3 separate regions of the Homo sapiens genome follow, and regions 1 and 2 are each linked to region 3. A link is an interaction called in ENCODE POLR2A ChIA-PET data of the cell type or tissue named here. Cell type or tissue: Panc1. All regions are shown on one strand.

Evidence for each region. Peaks named below come from ENCODE experiments on the same cell type or tissue, not always from the same donor. Only the 100,000 strongest peaks of a DNase experiment are listed, where the experiment ranks them.
Region 1: POLR2A ChIA-PET joins it to region 3 with 11 read pairs; 8 of 35 experiments call an interaction of 5 or more read pairs at or near these places.
Region 2: POLR2A ChIA-PET joins it to region 3 with 10 read pairs; 3 of 35 experiments call an interaction of 5 or more read pairs at or near these places.

Annotation. Positions count from the first base shown.
Region 1 is chr9:124,593,576-124,596,075 of GRCh38, forward strand. All of the region lies in intron 2 of NR6A1 (nuclear receptor subfamily 6 group A member 1), which reads right to left. Among named protein-coding and RNA genes, the nearest start is that of MIR181A2HG, 64 kb to the right of the region's middle. In Panc1, no CTCF peak of the experiment used is centred here; no DNase peak of the experiment used is centred here; H3K27ac peaks cover 765 bases.
Region 2 is chr9:125,163,822-125,166,321 of GRCh38, forward strand. The region is part of intron 2 of PPP6C (protein phosphatase 6 catalytic subunit); the gene reads right to left. Among named protein-coding and RNA genes, the nearest start is that of SCAI, 22 kb to the left of the region's middle. In Panc1, no CTCF peak of the experiment used is centred here; no DNase peak of the experiment used is centred here.
Region 3 is chr9:124,757,542-124,760,041 of GRCh38, forward strand. The region is part of intron 1 of NR6A1 (nuclear receptor subfamily 6 group A member 1); the gene reads right to left. It overlaps LOC124900274 (a long non-coding RNA gene), which reads right to left. Exons shown (of 2, transcript XR_007061773.1): 1 at 1-2,500. Among named protein-coding and RNA genes, the nearest start is that of NR6A1, 13 kb to the right of the region's middle. In Panc1, no CTCF peak of the experiment used is centred here; no DNase peak of the experiment used is centred here; H3K27ac peaks cover 1,256 bases.

The DNA of each region.
Region 1 (2,500 bases), 160 kb before region 3:
TTTAGTGGGGGTTGCCTAATCTTTGCAAGTTGAGGAATGAGAATATTCCCCAACGTTGAAAGGGCACTCAAGTATTTTTCTCCTTTAAGCGGCAATCTAATTTTCACAGAGAATTCATTCGGTGTCATTGTTTTGGTTTTAGGTGTCTGTCCTGCCAGGCAGGGGCTGTGCACAAGGGCTGCATCTATCTTGAAGTGTGCACAATGGCCTCTCTTACGGCTCTCTCTCTCTCTCTGTTATTGATCCTTACAGATGCTCCAAAGCCCTTCCCCCACCTTTCTCCAAATCCCAACCCCCATTCTGAAAGATAGCTTAAGAAATAAGACTTCCTGCCTAGCGACTGGCAGGGCTGAAAGACCAGATTGTATGACTCCACAGATCAGGCCTGCCACAGTGAAAGCTTGAATAGAGTTAACCCTCTGTGAACTAAAACAAAACATTTGTATGCCCAGCTGTGACAAAGGTTAATTTAAATGGACAAGGGCCCAATATCTAAAACCAGGCAATGCTTTTTTTACAGTAGCATTTTCACTGACCTCTTTTGTAAGCAGTTGATTTTGCCTCTTAAGATTCCAAAACCTCCTACAACTGGGATCATTCATTTTGCTTTATTAGAATTTTCAATGAAAGATCTAGGTGAACAATTTTAAATTCATTTCCTTATTTTATGAAAGTTCTTGTTTTGGTACCGTAAGTTATTTTCTGCAGTTGAATGACTAAGAAGAACTGAAGTTTCAAAACTTAAATATGAACCAGGGGAGAACTTTCTGTGCAAACCTTTTTTCTCTTTCAGAGCTAGCAGACTACATATCACTAAGAGACTCAAGCTCGTCGAAAAAAAATCTAAATTCTCCAGAGTCATCCCTTCTAAACTCATGTAATTACTGCTCTGGGACTCTGCCAGCTCCTAAACTCCTGTCCAACAGATCCAAAGCAAATCTTACTTCTTAAACTACTCCTTTCTGGAAAAGCTAGTATATCCAGGATAGTTTAACAAAGAATTTCTATGCATACTGGGGGAGGAGGCTGTTCAAGATAAATAACAGGCCTTATATATAACTGGTATTTTCTACAAACTTTCTCTTGTTTCTGCTAACTTGCACTAAAAACCAATAATTCTGGCATGTAAGGTGCTGGGGTACAACATATAAGGGAGGAATGAAGCCAAGGTTACTAAAAAGAAGAATGCTATTATCAGAGGGGGTCCCACTTCCCTGGTTTGTGCATCCCCAGAGTGAGAATGAAACTGCAAAGCTGCCTTTGGCAGATGTTAGCCACGCTGCAAGAGGCTGGGAAGCTTTCCCAGGACCAGCTATTTCGTAGGGTTAATGCCAGTCCTAGAAATTTATCAACTGCTTCAAAGAGTCGGGAACTCTTCTCAGTAGTGCTTGCCTTTAAGAAAACCAAACTCTTGCAAACTCTTAGCTTGTACTTCATAAACATGGCAAAACTTTAATACTAACATTCATCCATTTTATCTGTTCCTTCAGCTGTATGTGTCTTTCCTGGCCTAAATAATAAAGTTGTGGAAAAGTGGGGTTTCTCACATAACTAGGAGACTATCCCAAATAAACAAGTTATAACACTAGTGACTATTCATTACATACACACACATGCAGAAAATGTACCCATTTAAAAAGCAACCCACTTAAAAAGAAATTAGCAATGGCTTAGTCTTATATCCCAAACTGTAAAGTATAGAAGCTCCCTACCAGAGGATGAGGTTGCCTTATCAATGGCCTCATGACCCCAATTCTATCTATAATTAACAGTAGTAAATAAGACTTTGGCAGATAGCGAACTGGATTAAGGAATTTAAAATACAAACAACATCTGTCAAGAAATAAACAACAATTTTTAATGTAAATTTTATCTATGTACTGACACGTATATTTAATTTTTTTAAAATCACTATAAAATTTAAATTAATCCCCTTTCTTCTGCTCTTCATCAACCACAACAATGAATTCACTGCAGTTCTCTCTCACTTTTCTCCATTCCAAAACATTTACAGCCACTTGCTACATACATGAAAACTTTCTAGCTGAACTCTGCGAAGACACAAAAAAAACAGTTGCCTGTGGACTGCCTCCCTTCTCCCTCAAGGCTATTTGCTCTAAACCTTCAAAGAAAATTTCTAACCCTTAGATTTGGGCCCCAGACTGTTCCTTACCTTCCCATGTCTCCATTTCATGCTTCTTGTAGTCTGCTGAAAAGTTCTATTGCAGCCATGAAGAAACAGAGATTACAGGACAAGTCCAGCTTGATGACTACCCTTCCGACACTTGGTCAATTCCTCTAAGCCGGGACTACGACAGTCATCCTCACAGGTCAGTTTACAAGCTGGTCATGTGATTGCAAAGTTCAGGCTCTAAGGTCACAACGTGTACGGAGTTCGTTTATTACCAAAGGTTATCTAAGTGGAACTGATAGACTTATTTTCTTTAGTTAACAATACTGCCTAGCACGTCTTTCTGAAAACTATTATGGGAACCATTTC
Region 2 (2,500 bases), 410 kb after region 3:
CCCATTTCCCGAGAACTTGGGCAATTCTTTTTTTTTTTTTTTTGAGACGGAGTTTCGTTCTTGTTGTCCAGGCTGGAGTGCAATGGCACGATCTCAGCTCACTGCAACCTCCACCTCCTGGGTTCAAGTGATTTTCCTGCCTCAGCCTCCCGAGTAGCTTATCTGCCACCGCACCCCCGCTGATTTTTGTATTTTTATTAAAGACGGGGTTTCACCATGTTGGCCAGGCAGATCCTGAACTCCTGACCTCAGGTGATCCACCCGCTTCGGTTTCCCAAATGCTAGGATTACAGGCATGAGCCACAGCACACGGCCCTATTTTCATCCTACATTACTAGACACCTACCTCATCGTCAAATAATATCTACCATCTACTCTATGTCTCTCCCTCACTCTCTTTTTTTTTTTTTTTTTTTTTTTTTTGAGACGGAGTCTCAGTCTGTTACCCAGCCTGGAGTCCAGTGGTGCAATCTCAGCTCACTGCTGCCTCTGGCTCCTGGGTTCAAGCAATCCTCCTGCCTCAGCCTCCCAAGTAGCTGGGACTACAGGCACGTGCCACTACACCTGCCTAATTTTTGTACTTTTTTGTACAGAAAGGGTTTCGCCACATTGGCCAGGTTGGTCTTAAACCCCTCACCTCAGGTAATCTGCCCGCCTCAGCCTCCCAAAGTGCTAGGATTACAGGCGTGAGCCACTGCACCCAGCTACTCTGTTTTTCATATTTCAGATACTCTGCTCCCATTTTAAACCAAAAACAATCTTAAGAAGTAGATTTTTTTCTTTAATTATCATTATTTTTGAGATGGAGGCTCACTATATTGCCCAGGTTGGTCTCAAACTTTTGGGATCAAGCAATCCTCCCACCTCAGCCTCCTGAGTAGCTGGAACTACATATATGTACCACTTTACCCAGCCTGGGAAGTGGATTTTTTTTTGAGACGGAGTCTCGCTCTGTCACCCAGACTGGAGTGCAGTGGCATGATCTCGGCTCACTGCAACCTCCACCTCCCAGGTTCACGTCATTCTCCTGCCTCAGCCTCCCGAGTAGCTGGGACTACAGTCATGTGCCACCATGCCCAGCTAATTTTTGTATTTTTAGTAGAGACGGGGTTTCACCACATTGGCCAGGATGGTCTTGATCTCTTGACCTCGTGATCCGCCCGCCTCGGCCTCCCACAGTGCTGGGATTACAGGCGTGAGCCACCGCGCCCGGCTGGGAAGTGGAATTTTTTTTTTTATCAGAGGCAAGGAAACATCCAGTCTGCCCAGTAGTTCTCAAACTTTTTGGTTTCAGGATTCATTTGTGATCTTAAAAACCAGAGGTCCTGAAAATCTTTTATGTAAGTTTTACAAATCAATATTTACCATATTAGAGATTAAAACTCAGAAGTTTTAAATATTTAAATGAATTTTTAAAAATTAATAACATAGGCCAGGCACGGTGACTCACACCTGTAATCCCAGCTACTTGGGAGGCTGAGGCAGAAGAATCGCTTGAACCCGGGAGGCAGAGGTTGCAGTGAGCTGAGATCACACCATTGCACTGCAGTCTGGGTGACAAGAGTGAAATTCCATCTCAAAAAAACAAATCAATAACATACCCATCAAAAAGTATCACAAACACATTTTAATGAAAAATTAACTTTTCCAAAACAAAAAAATTGTTTAGTGAGAGGAGAATTCACATTGTTTTACATTTTCACAAATCTCTTCAATGTCTGGCTAAATAGAACATGGCTAGTCTTAGAACTTGCCTCTGCACTCAGTCTGTTGGGAATATACTAAGTAAAGCAGATGAAGAAAATCCAGCTTCACAAAGATATGCAGTTACAAAAGGAAGGAGTATTTTAATAACATTTTCAGGTAACTGTGCATACTCTTTAAATACTGTACCAAAATTTGACAAGTGGCAGTTTATGACACTTAAAAGTTAATCGCAATATGAAATCTGAAACCATAACAGTAATCTTTTGCTTTTTTTTTTTTTTTTTTGGAGACAGGATCTCTCCCTGTTGTCCAGGCTGGAGTACAGTGGCACATTCTCAGCTCAGTGCAACCTCCACCTCCCAGGTTCAAGCAATTCTCATGCCTCAGCCACCTAAGTAGCCGAGATTACAGGCACGTACCTCCACACCTGGCTAATTTTTGTATTTTTAGTAGAGACAGGGTTTCACCATGTTGCTCAGGCTGGTCTCAAACTCCTGGGCTCAAGCGATCCGCTTGCCACGGCCTCCCAAAGTGCTGGGATTGCAGGTGTGAGTCACCAGGCCTGGCCTATAATAGTCATCTTTCATACCCTGTTACATTTGTTATCTTACACTTTGAGTAAATGGTAAACTAGTAATTTGAAAAATGAAAATGACATTGCATTTTATATCATCAAAAAACCATATTTGTTAATATCACTGCTCATTTCATCTCAGGAAAGTCTTTTAAGTGTCGGAAACTGTTAGCCCCATAGTGGTGGACTCAGATTTTCCAAAATTCCAATTTTTCATTA
Region 3 (2,500 bases):
TTTTCCCTTCGTTTTCCATATTCTCTTCAGTAACCATGCATTAATTTTAAAAACACTGGATTCTTAAGCAGCTCACATCTTAAGAACCAAAGGACCTAAGGGCCACAGGCAATTCAAGCACAGACAGACCCTCAGAAATCACAAGTATTTAAAACCTAAATATACGATGCAGCTGTATCTTTCCTGCTTTTATTTATATGCAAGCACTTCCAACTGTGTTTCCCAGGGTATGTTCCTTAGACAACGCTTTAACCCTGCTTTCCAAACAAGGCATTTGAAACATCGGGTATTCTCCAGCCAGGAGTCCTTATCTATGCTCTGAAACTAGCTTTGGAGAATAAATTTACAGTGTTTCACACACTTCGGCTTGCTCAGTATTTATTTTTTGATGGGCACACTGTACGAAAAGCAAACTTATTTTGAAATATTTTGAAAAGGCTCGCAGCAGATAGGAAATTTTATCTCCAAATGTTAAATGCACTTCTTCACAGCAGTACTTTCAGCAACTGCTTGCAGTCAGTTCTGAATTCCAGGGAACCAAAGTATCTCTCAGATTCGATCTGTCACCAAGAAAGGGAATATTTTTTTGTGGGAAAGCAATTGTATTTTCCCACATTAGGTGATTGATTAAGTTCTCTCCCTAAAAGGCTGATTGGTTTCCTGGTGCCAGTAAAATGATTGATGAATATTTCAACTGCAGCTACCCTGCTACACTCTTCACTTCACCCCTCCCCCATGCACCTCTCCCCTTTCCTGCTGGGTTCCCTTTTTACAGACCAGCAGCATTTAAGGAAGTTTCCCTTCTGTTTTGCAATTTCCCTTAATGAATCAACGTTCTCAAATGAAGCGCATTTAATCTTAGGAAGACAGCACTCTTCTCAATGCTGAATGAGTTTTGCAGATAAATATCCCATTACAAGGAATGAGGAAAAACTCTAAAATTAACTATGAGTTTGACTCAGCAAATGAAACTGTACTCAAAAAAGAGAAAGTGTGGCATGGAGGGGTTATAAATGAAAAAAGTGATCTTGTTTAAACAACAAAAATACTCCATAATTTATTTCAAATTTACATTACAAATTATCATAACATCAGAACTGTAACTGTAAACATTTCTATAAGGCAGACTCAAAGAATGAAATTTACAGATAAATTATGGGATCTCACAGACTTTAAAGCAGCCAAGGGTTCTAAAGCAGAACAGGGAAACAGTTTGGTAAATGTAAATATTCTCAGAGGGATGATTGAACAGTATCTGACATCAAAATCATCCCAGAGAATGTGGGCAGTCAGTACCACAGCTATTTGCTTTAGGCAGAACTTTTCTAAATTGCAACTTCCTGTTTTGCCCAATTCATTCCATCATAAACCTGGAAAATCCTTTCAGGGATTATCTAATTTAGCTCCTCCATTTTTATAGGTGGACCCACAGAGACATGCATTTGAGACAGAGCTAGAATCAGATCCTAGGCATAAAGTATCTCCTGGGCCTCATAACTCCTCAATGTTTGGGCTCCTCTCTAAAGTCTTTTCCTATTCAAACTACTTTGCTAACATAATCTATTAACCCACACTGCCTATCCTCTTTTACATCTTTCTCACTATCTCTCTTTTCATTAGGAAATCACCTTCTGTATTTTATAAATTTTGGACACCTAGCTCTTATATTTCTTTTGTGAGACAGAATTTTAAAAAGGTACATGGGACAAAGGCCACCTTTTCCTAAACTGCATTCCCGAATACAGTCAAGCAAACAGCCACTAGTTTATTGGCCATCTCGTCTTAATCTGGGATATCTAGTCACTTTAAATTACAGGAGAACCATGTTTCCAAACAGAAACTACATTCTAGTTCCAGGAGGGCCTATCAAACCTTGGATTTAGCTTAAACACACTGCTTGACTTAGATATTGGCCCCAATTTCCTCAAGTAGCTGAAAAGCACATTCCTTTCCCTTATATTTTGTAGACTTACTCTGACTACCAGCAAGGGACTCTGAGATAAGCAAAAGGCTCATATTCCTGACTTGCCTCTTTCATTCATTCAATATTCATGGAACACCAATTCTCAGTGCTTAGGATACAGATAAAAGACATTGTACTCCTGCCTTGAGTAACTCAAAACGCCTTCATTCCTTAGCACCCCTTGGGTTCACCGAAGATTGTCCCTGATTTGGCAAAATTGTTTTCTGGCCAAAGGCTTATTAAAACCAACATGAGGCCAGGGGCTGTGGCTCACAGTTGTTAATCCCAGCACTTTGGGAGGCCAAGGCGGGTGGATCATGAGATCAGGAGTTCGAGACCAGCCTGGCCAACACAGTGACACCCTGTCTCTACTAAAAATACAAAAATTAGCTGGGTGCGATGGTGGGCACCTATAATCCCAGCTACTCAGGAGGCTGAGGCAGAAAAATTGCTTGAACCCAGGAGGTAGAGGTTGCACTGAGCCAAGATCGCACCACTGCACTCCAACCTGGGTGACAGAGCTAGACTCCATCTCAA